Linked DNA regions of Homo sapiens: region 2 is linked to region 1. A link is a loop called in an ENCODE intact Hi-C map of the cell type or tissue named here. Cell type or tissue: psoas muscle. All regions are shown on one strand. Each heading gives the region's core, and the rest is flanking DNA. Links, peaks and the distances in the headings are about the cores only. Region 1 holds the start of LOC124902329 (a long non-coding RNA gene). Region 2 overlaps TLE4 (TLE family member 4, transcriptional corepressor).

The links. Hi-C counts contacts between places; a loop is a spot of excess contacts. Peaks named below come from ENCODE experiments on the same cell type or tissue, not always from the same donor. Only the 100,000 strongest peaks of a DNase experiment are listed, where the experiment ranks them.
Region 2: it touches region 1 in a loop (2.6-fold over the local background); 3 of 110 quality-filtered maps call a loop at or near these places.

What each region holds. Positions count from the first base shown.
Region 1 is chr9:79,609,651-79,615,029 of GRCh38, forward strand. It overlaps TLE4 (TLE family member 4, transcriptional corepressor), which reads left to right. Exons shown (of 20, transcript NM_007005.6): 5 at 3,006-3,068. LOC124902329 (a long non-coding RNA gene) reads left to right here and starts at 3,075. Exons shown (of 2, transcript XR_007061903.1): 1 at 3,075-3,894. RefSeq lists an enhancer at 1-2,192. In psoas muscle, for the core only: no CTCF peak of the experiment used is centred there; no DNase peak of the experiment used is centred there; H3K27ac peaks cover 3,153 bases.
Region 2 is chr9:79,689,678-79,695,056 of GRCh38, forward strand. The region is part of intron 8 of TLE4 (TLE family member 4, transcriptional corepressor); the gene reads left to right. Among named protein-coding and RNA genes, the nearest start is that of TLE4, 120 kb to the left of the region's middle. In psoas muscle, for the core only: no CTCF peak of the experiment used is centred there; no DNase peak of the experiment used is centred there; H3K27ac peaks cover 687 bases.

The sequences.
Region 1 (5,379 bases), core at 316-5,315:
TATTGGGGCTGTTAATGCTATTTTAGAATATCATGAGCATCTGAAGGCAATAGTTTAGCAGTGTCCATAAAGCATCAAATACCATTATAATATCTAGTAACCCTAACAGCAATATTTCAGAATCCCTGCCTGTTTAAATGGGCTATCTGTGAATGTACTTGCTCAGGGATGCATGACCCACATCACCTATAAATTTGATTGGAAGCTAACAGTACTGGCGTAGCCTGATGGATAGCAGATTAGAGCCCTGATTAACCATGTGATTCAAAGACTGGGAATATATTGTCTAAGCAAGATTCATCAGATGCAATCAGAATTTCAAGTGGTCAGATGAAATTCAAATGTGTGTTGTGGCTTTTCCTCCCCTATTGCTTTTCCTCCTAGGTTGCCTTTTTTTCCTTCTTTCCCCAAAGCTGAAAAATACTTCTTTGATGAATCTGCTCCTTACCCTAAAGCTGTCTGTCTGTTATTCATCAGAAAGCAGGTCGCAGTTCAGTGAGCAGAAGAAAAGATTTTAATAGAAGCTGTGCCAAGGGCTGTAATGCATCATTTTAGGGCCCTAATTACATTACAATGACAAATATCAATGGTGACAACAGCAATAACCTACATCCTTTAATGGCTGTGCTGGAAAAGGAGTTTGGGCCCCACGCCATTATATTAGACTCAGTTTCAAAACATAGGCCATTAGAAGTGTGTGTCCACAGTGTTATTGGCTGATCGCTAAAGCCCAGTGGAAAGGCCTGTAAATAAATGATGCCTCCCTAAAGCTGGGTCCTGTGGGACAAAAGAGGCGAAATTAGATGACCATGGGAGCAGCAGTGTTTCCGAGGCAACTTTAGATTTCAAAGTGAAGAATGACCTGCTTAATTTTATGAAATCACACACACACCCCACCCCCCCACTGCCAATTAGCCTGACCATGAAAATCCATTGGCATGACAACTTAAAGAAATTAAGAAGTCTTTTAAACAAAAGGAGATCTTTAACGGAAGTTTGGAAGGTTTCTGCCCTCCCGTTTCTGTTGTGTGTGTGTTAACCTATGTGATTGAATAAAAAGGCTCTTCTCCTTTTTACATTTATTTTTAAGAAAATGTAGAATTTTTTTAAAAAATAGTTGCTCAGACTTAATACAGCCTAGGTCCAAAATTTTATTTCACCAGATGAATAAGTTTCCTTAGAGTCGTTTTTATTGCCTAGATTATGTAGGCGAACTAAAGAACTCAGTTTTCTTATGTGCCCACACATTTTTCAGCCCTCCTAGCAAGGGACTATTTTATTTATGTAAACAACATAATGACGAAAATATGCTTGGCAGATGGTTCTAAGCATTAGAATCATCAGTTTGGTCTGCCCCAAAGTGTCTCATTATCTTTTATTCTCTCCCCCTCCACCTCTCCCTGCAAAAAGCTTAACAACCAAATGCATTTGAGATGCTGTACTTTCAGCCTGGTGAATGCTACTCTATTTTTATTGCTCACCCTGGAATTTCACCCCATAACCACTGTGGTATGTTCGTCCAGGTGGAGAGTGGTTTGGTGATTCCCATTGCAGCTCTTCATGGTGGCTTAAGCATTCTTAAAGGATGGCTAAATGCTCCATGGGGCCAGTGCAGTAAATTAAATCAGGTCAGCACAGTTGGGTCCTTATTCACTGCAGCTTATTGGTGCTGGGTTTTTGTCCATACTGTTAGGAATGCAGGCTGGAATGGAAAGCTTGGATTTGAAACTTCATGGTGAATTTGTGTTTTCTTTTGGCTGGTAAAGTTTTTAAGGTGCTGGCATTTAAAAGATTGCATAGCTACACAGTTAGAAGGGTTGCTGATGAAAGAAGGAAGCCTAGATTGCACAAGTAGAGTGTCACTGTCATTCTGGTAATGACTTGGCAAGAAAAGGCATTTTGGGCCTCACATAAAATGAGGAACTGACCCTGGATGGAATTTAAGAATGTCTTAGGGATAGTAATTGCTTTACATTTTCTGCCTTTCAATTCTTCTTAGCTCTCTTTCCTCCATTCCATCATTAAAATATAAACTATTTTGTATGTACGTGTATTAAAAAAAACTGTGTATTTATACATCACAAAATATACAAGGCACCATCTGAAAAATACAAATTAAGATAAACATTGGTAAAACTGTGAGTAACTTTTTAAAGAAAACATGTAGTGGTGGTTTTTCTTTTAACTTACTGTAGCATCTTATTGGTTTAAAATGTCTGTACTTATAAAAATTATTAGAGAATAGACTGTTCTTTGACATTGTTGGGACTTTTGCATATCCACAGTAAAAAAAAAAAAAAAAAAAAAAAGTTCCCAAGGATAGTTTCCAGATACATACAGATTGCTTCCTGCTAAGTGTAATAAGATTTTAGCATATCTCAACCTCTGCACACTGAAAACCTTGGTAGGACACATTTGGAAATTTTTATGGTTGAAGAAAACATTTTGTTCTCCAAGAATTTGTAAGAATCCGAATTAGCCAACTTTTTTGGGTTGTTTGGGTGCTGCTGTTTCAGAAGTTTAGGGTCTTGAGTTTAAAATCACAGCACCAATGTTTTTAAAGCAAAGGCCACAAATATAGAAATCCAATGATTTGCTAATTGATGGAGTTGAGATGTAGGAAAGAATGTATCTTTACTTATCTAAATTCTTAAGACTTAGAAGACTGCAGGTTTTATGGAAAACATTAGTATGAGCAAGGGTCCTGGTGAAGGCTGTTGAAAACTGATTTCCAGTCATGGAAATTAAATTCCATTTTATATTGCCCTGATGCTTGAAGGTTAACTTTTTAAGATGAATGCTGGTTAATAAATTGTGCTGTTAATGTGGCACTGTTGTCACTGCTTCCTTTTAATGGGCTTACTGATGAGATAGTTTTCCTCTTCCTTAGGAAATATGCCAGCCAAATTATAAAGTATGTTTTAATATCATCCTGTTAATATTTGGGGAATCTGTAACCAGCTGACTGTTCTCTTTATTGCTTTCCTTTCCCTTATTTTTTGCAGGCAGAGATTGTCAAGAGGCTGAATGCTATCTGTGCACAAGTCATTCCTTTCCTGTCCCAAGAGGTAAGGTAGTTGATTTTAGGCACTGGACTAGAAGTTGCCATTTTAGTGGTTTTGCAGAAAAGGGATTGTAGAACTGACTCTCTGGCCTTGCCAGTCTCTTGGTGTTTGTATTTTATTTTCATTTCTAAGAAACAGTGTTCTCACTCCAACTTGTATACCTTAGTAACTTTCTGTGGGATATAATTTATATGTGTTTACATAATGGAATATTTTCTAGTTGGGCTAAGCAAAATTCAGTCGTTAAAATATTTTGCTATCTTTGTCGTGTTGCTCAGAATTATGCTTGTTTGTCATAATGGTACCTAATAGGGTAGACTGAAAAATTGCCAGGAAAACAGGAGCTTACTCTGTACTATTGTCATTGGGCATTAAGAATTGGCAGAAGACATATCAAATGGAAAGACTTTTTGTAGTAAACAAACTAATGAAGCTTTTGGCTAGCTACTTTTAAACATTTACTTCTTGTTTCCTGATTAAGTCTTTATATTATTGTGCTTTTGGGAAAAGACCTGCAAGATGAACTCATTGAACTCGTTTCTCTGAGTGCCACTTTTCTCAAAATTAGGCTTTGGTGATGGTAGGCTTAGCACATTGCTAAGGCCTGGCATGCGGCTCACTAGTTCTCTTGCTCACCTACAGGGGAAGTGCATGCCATCAGCAAACAGGCACAGGTTGGAATAAAGCGATGCATTTCTAGTGCTTGTTGGCTTCCTTGTGGTTTTTTTTTCTCTCCCTGCTTACTTTTGGTAGTTACAAAGTTGAAGTGAGAATACTGGAAAAAGATAATTTTTTGCTTCTGGATTACTGAATGCCTTCATTTGCTCAGGTAAGATCCACTCTAAGAAGGAAGGAGCTAATGAAATATCTGCATGTCTTGTAGCCGCAATACTTTGTGCTGTGGGCTGAGAAGGCACAGAGGCACTTTTCTTCCTACCCTTTCAGTTGTTCTATAAGTGTGTTGTGTCACTGCTTTTCAGGAGAGAGGTTCATTCACCTGCTTGCCAGCGGGCATGTGCCAATGTTATGTGGCCAATATTTGAGCCTGCATGTGTATTATAGATATGCAGATTGCTGTATATGATTTTTTTCTTTGGTCTGGACTGGGTTAGACTTGAGTAACTATGGGTACCCTTCATAGGTATATACTGGGGAGGGGGCACTCATATTCACAAATCTTGTTGACACTCTGAATTCACATGCTCTTTTGGGTCTTGATAAACAAAGGGTATGTTGTCTTTTCTCCTCCTTTAGCTGTGACCACAAAACCTACCACCAGTCATGTCCCCATTTGCCTGTTTTTACTTAGGATTTGCTTATGGCTAGATTAGATGGCTTGGTGAATGAGAGTCAAGGGGTGTATCTGCATTTCTTTTGGAAACCTGACTGCCCCCTGCCTGATCCAGACTAGTGTGTATTTTTTACTTTAAGCAGCTCTGCTTTATGGAGATGGAGAATGGGAAGAATGTGTGACCTACAGAGCTGTAACCAGGCTGGGGTGTCATGTTCTAAGGTGACAGGGAAAAGTTCGAATTATCCCTGGGGTGGTATTAGACTTTGGGCCTCTGTAGGCACAGACCCCTGTATATGATCGCTGGTATGGCTTTGGTCTCATCACATTTCTGCAGGATCTGTGGGTTGTGTTCAGAAGTAGAAGGTTGTCTTGGGGATGTTGATGAAGCTGATTTGCCAATGAGTTGTTTTCCCACATGAATTATGTTGTTTGTGTGAGCAGGCCCAGTGGGAACAGAATGTATAATGGTAGTGGTGCTGAGCAAGACTGGACTGAAATTAATTGTCTAAGGAAGTTGTACCTGTAGGTGAAAGCCATGGGGAGATACTGACAACTCATTTGCTCTAGTCTGGGAAGAAAGGTGTCATACTTAACTGTTGTCATACCACTTAACTATTTATTTCCCAAATACTTTGACATTTCTTGGTTGAAATCCTTGACTCACGTATAATGATTTATGCCAAGCTTGTGCAACCCCAGGGCCTGTGGGCCACATGTGGCCCAGGATAGCTTTGAAAGTGGCCCAACACAAATTTTAAACTTTCTTAAAACAGTATGAGATTTTTCTTTGCAATTTTTTTTAAGCTCATCAGTTATCGTTAGTGTATTTTATGTGTAGCCCACATAAAATGGGATGTGTGTGTGATTTCTTCTTCCAGTGTGGCCCAGGGAAGCCAAAAGATTGGACACCCGTGATCTATGCCATGGTTTTCTAAATGCTAGTTCTGTGTATATATTTTCTTTTGCTTACTTTAGATTTAATTTACTCATCTTTTTCTAGTTTCCTAAGGTATGTGTGTA
Region 2 (5,379 bases), core at 309-5,308, 80 kb after region 1:
GGCTTATAGGGAGAGAAAGTCTGGGATTTGTTGCTGAGCTAATTGTGCTCTCAGAAAGGATGAAGGTGACTTGTGCTGATAGGTAAGCAGGTCTAGTTGATTAGGAGTGGTAATTGATAGCAATCACAGTGGCTTGTTGATTATCTGAATATGCCTTAGGTCAGAGGTTGTCAACTTTAGAATCACCTGGGAGCTTTTAAGATTGCCTGTATCCAGGCCACTTACTTAAGCCTACCCTCTCTGGACAGCGTCTGATTTAATTGTTCTGGGGTGGGTTCCAGATGGGGCTTTTTGAAAGCTCCACAGGTGATTCTTATCCCCTGACAGACCTTAGAACCACTGCCCGGTCCTTTGAATTATTTACTCCTTGCTGATTTGTCTCATTCCAACCATGACCCCATCCCAGATTTTAAGACTCCTTTTGGGGGTCCTTGTTGCTCTATACCTTACTCTTCCTCTCTTTCTTTCCAGACTTAGCCTAAGCCTAGCCACCTCACATGCACATGCTTGAAATAGCCTCAGTGCAGATTTGGGTCCTAGTAATGCTAATTCTTCCCAAGCAGTTCCAGGTCTACCCCTCCCATAGGAAGTGTCAGTGGGTAAATTTCACCTCTTCATAAACGTGAAGTGTCATTTCTTACTAATGCCTCATTATGCTCTTACAATTCAGTTTTCTCTTGGTCACATAAATATGGCTTAACCTTTATCTAAGTTTTTTGAGTAAGGATCAGAATTTATTCTTTAACATCTGTCTTAAGTACTGGGTACCACTTTGTGGAAATTTAATTCTGGTTGATTAGATCAGTAGTTATGAAGTTCCTAGTTGTTTCTCACCTTCTTTGATAAACCTGGAGGATACTGTTCACACGCATCTTGCAGTCCCTTGATTCCCTAAGGATAGGAATATTCTTTTAGGTTACCTAAGACTCCTGCTTCTTTTTTTTTTTCTTTTTTCAAATTTTTAGACGGGATCTCACTCTCACTCAGGCTGGAGTGCAGTGGCACCATCTCTGCTCACTGCAGCCTCCCAGGCTCGAGATCTTCCCACTTTAACCTTCCCACAAGGTAGTTGGGACTATAGGAATGTGCCACCACTCCTGGCTTTTTTTTTTTTTTTTTTTTTTTTTTTTGTATTTTCTGTAGAGACAGGGTTTCGCCATGCTGCCCAGTCTGGTCTCGAACTCTTGGACTCAAGCAGTCTGCCTGCCTCAGCCTCCCGAAGCAATGAGATTACAGGCATGAGCCACCATGCCTGGTGATTCCTGCCATTTTTACACTAAGAACCTGTATCTTATTGCAAATGCATGAAGATGGCATCATTATATTGACAAACTTGATTCCATTCTAATTTTGTATTCACATAGGAACACACATTTGTGTGAAGTGAGTCACTCATTTATATCCTAATGTCTCAGATTCATCCTCTTCCCCCTTCCCCAGTAGCCCTCCAGTCTAAACCACCAGCATTTCCCTCTGGACCACAGCAACAGCTCCTTACTGGCCCCCCATTTCTCCTCCAAGGCTCTGTTACCTGCCAGATCCACTTTAGCCCACACCAACAGCATGAGTAAAGTAGGGGCACCAAAAGTGGTAAAAACTCAGCTTTGATGATCTGATTCAGAATTTTGAAACCAGAATTCTACTATTTAATGTTAGCATACACAGAAGGTTTATATTGTACACTTAGTGTTGTTTTTAATTGCAAAGGATGGAGGTAGGCAGTGTAATCTTTTCTGTTCTTATGGGCTTTAAAAATTCTTACTGTGATTCGAGCCTCCTCTCTGAATGATTTTTAGGATATGTGTGTCATCTCAACAGTCCCCTTCAGTGGCCCTTAGAATAAAACACACACCTCACCGTGTGCTGGGCCTGCACACTGTGGACCCCCTTTCTCCCAGCATCACCCCTCTGTGCTCTCCCACCTGCTCCCTCCACGTCAGCACCCAGTCCTCCTGTGTGCTCCAGTGCCATTGCCAGCTTTCCGCTTCTTCAGAGCTATGCATGTGTTATTCCCTCTTTCTAGAACAGTCTTCTGGCTGTCAGGAGGTTTGGCTCCAGCTTTTGCTTCAGGTGTCAGCCAGAATGTCATCTTTTTGCAGAAGCGTTTCCTGACCACCTGGCTGCTAGTTATTCTCAGTCTCAGCATCTTATGTTCTTTGTAACACATTGCCATTCGCATTTATTTTATTTTTTATTAATGTTATTAGCAGCTTGTTTTACTTGATTTTTAATGTCCCTTAACTAGAACCAGTGCTCTGTGAGAACAAGGTCCCCATTCGCCCTCTTAATTGTATTTCTAGTGCCTTAGGGCCCAGCAGAATGCCTGGCAAATAGTGGGGACTCAATATAATAACCCTCCTGCTTTGTTATTGATAAGGGATTATGTGTCTGCATGCCCCCCTCCCCCATGTTAGTTTTGAGGCCCCACTCACTTTAGAGCACTTTAGAATTATTTGTCAAATTCCAGTGAAGTTGAGGATGCAAACCTAGTCTTCACTTAGCATTGTAACTCAAGGTTGCCCTAGAAGGCACATTTGACATGAATTCTGCAAGTTGGAGGAAGAGCGCGACTTCTGAAGAGAACACCAATCCAGGAGGGCAGGAAGATACCCAGACTTTGGAATGTGCTGTCTGAAATTTTGACTGTGGAGAAGTGGAGTGGCTTTTCCCCAGGGTCCTGAGGCTTGAAAAAGTGTCCATTACCCTCTTTCAAAGGCTTAGAGGAGACATTCACAGCAGCTCTCCAGGCCTCCTGCTACCCAGATTGGTTTGCTGGCAGAGACTTGGCCATTGCCTTTTAGGACAGATCCCAGAAACAATCATGAAAGGAAGGGCGGTATGCCTCCACTTCATGTAGTTATCTCGTTTAATTGTCATGACTATCTTAGTTTGTTCGGGGTGCTATGATAAACTACCATAAACTGGGTAGCTTAAGTAGAAATTTATTTCTCACAGTTCTGGGGGCTGGGAAGTCTAAAAACAAGGTGCCTCTATTAGATGCTTGATGAGTGCCTGATTCATAGATGATGCCTTCTTGCTGTCCTTACATGGTGAAAGGGGCAGAGGAGCTTCTCTAGGCCTATTTTATAAGGGTGCTAATCTTATTTCTGAGGCTCTACCCTCCTGACCCAATCACTTCTTAAAGGCACAGCCTCCAAATACCATCACCTCAGGGGTTAGGTTTCACCATATGACTTTTGATGGGACACAGACATTCAGACTATAGCAGTGACAATCCTGTAGGCGAAATATCCTTATCTCCGTTTTATAGGTATGACAAAGCCCCAAGGGGTTAACTTGCTAGGAGTCACACAGTTGATAAATGTTGGAGCTGAGGATTGAAACCTCATGAGTGCATGTGTATTCCCTTCCCTTCCCTTTAGACTCTACTCTCTAATCTCAGTGCTGGCTATAAAGCTGGTGCCTTTTTCACTGTTGTGTTTCCAGTGTCTAAAACATTACCAACACAGAATAGCTATTCAACTTATGTCACGGGATTCTTCTGGTATTACAACGTGAATCTCTGCTTGTGAAGTCGTTGTTATTCTTCAGATAGAGGAATAAAGACTCATTTTTCCATCTGCCTGCTAGCATTGAAAACCCTTAGGCAGAATCTCCCCCACCCAACCTCTGTGGTCTAGCTGGCCCTGTCAAGCCTGCTAATAACCTCTCCAGTCTACTCTCTATTCTCAGTGGAGGAAGGTCAGTGGGTATCTGTTTTAGAAATGTTGTCAGTGGCTCAAATGTCTGTGACATGCCATTTGTTTAATCCCATGCTCCTGGATACTTGCTTGTACGCATTAGGTTGTGGGATCTTCTGCGTTTCAATTACTATACCCTGGAAGTTTATAAACCATAAGACTTACCAGATAGCAGACTGTTGGCTGTGTTAGCAGAGAGCTGTCCTGCGGTGGGACATGCATGCACACATGCCACACGTGTGCATGCATGGAAAGAGAGAGACAAACTCAACCACAAAAGTTGTACCTCTGCTTTGAGTTATTTTAATCTTCCTTCATTTGTTCAGCAAACACTTATGAATTGTCCTTGCATTAAAAAGTGCATCATGTCCTTCGAACCATATTTAGTATTAAATAGCAAAAGCGCATCACTGAGCTAGCATTCTTTTTAATAAAATAGTGATTGATCAAATGGCATTCACCTCATTTCTCTGTGTGGTGAGTGAGAGTATTTTCTTGCAGTCCATTTTCAGCATGCTGCTATTACTGCACCACTTAGCTTGATGCCAAATTGCAGTTGGCTCCATTCATTTCTGTTTACTGAGTAGCGCTGTAGTGATTAAATGTCACTGGGTACACCAAGTATACAAAAGTAATTAACCTAAAAGGACATGTTAGAATAAGGGTCAACAACCTCTTTAGCCCACAGTGCCACCAGCAAGACAGAGTATTGACAGAGGTATTGCTGGCAGGGCAAGGGCGGAGGGGGGAGTGTGGAGAACGGAAAAGAGAGAAGCGAATGGAAGGAGAAAGAGGGAGAGGGAAAGGTCAGAGAAACAGGAGCGATAGACCAGGACTCACAATTGTCTGAAATGGCAAGTAGAATGGAGCTAAGATATTTTTCATCAGTCCTTTATAATTTAGTTCTCTGACCTGTGATCTTTTGCTGGGGGAGGGTGAGAGATTAGATCATAACTGGACTTACCTTTCAACATTTTAGCACTGGTTAGTGGAGTGCTCTTGTCTGGTTAGACCAGAGTAATTTTGGCACATGCTTGGTGAATCAACCTGTTCTTCCAGTGTTTTTTGTTTCCTCAAAGTCTCCTGCATCTTAGATCTTGTTGTCATGTGAAAGCTCGAAATCGTTTCTGTAGAATGAACTGAAATTGTATCTCTTAAGTATCTATGTCTCATTTATTTTCATTCCTCAGCATACTGAAGTTACTATCAGTCACAACTGATACTAATAATGCTTTATGTTGCTTTACATAATAAAAATTTACGTAAAGCACCAGGTAGTCATCTATGACTTAAATATCAACCAATGTAAACATCTTCCTTAAAAAACAAGTATTATATCTGTCTGCCTTATATTTGGCTTTTTCTTTCATCATCTGTGTGTGGTGACTTACTAACCAGAAAAAAAAAAAAGCAGGGGGGAGGACTAAGGATGTTTTTCCTTTTACCACATACCTCCTTGGGGGATAAACATTTCAAGGAGCTCCCCAGGGTCACTATTCTCTAAATGAGCAGCACAGAAAAACTGCTGATGCGTGCATTCTTCCCTGGGTCTGTCAGGCAGGATTCCTTTAAATCCTGTCTTTTCAGTGGTCAGACTTAAGTAAGATTTGTTTCCCTGTGGTCACAGACAGCTGAGGAGTGTGTGATGAGAGACAAGGAAAGGGATAACCTGTTGAAA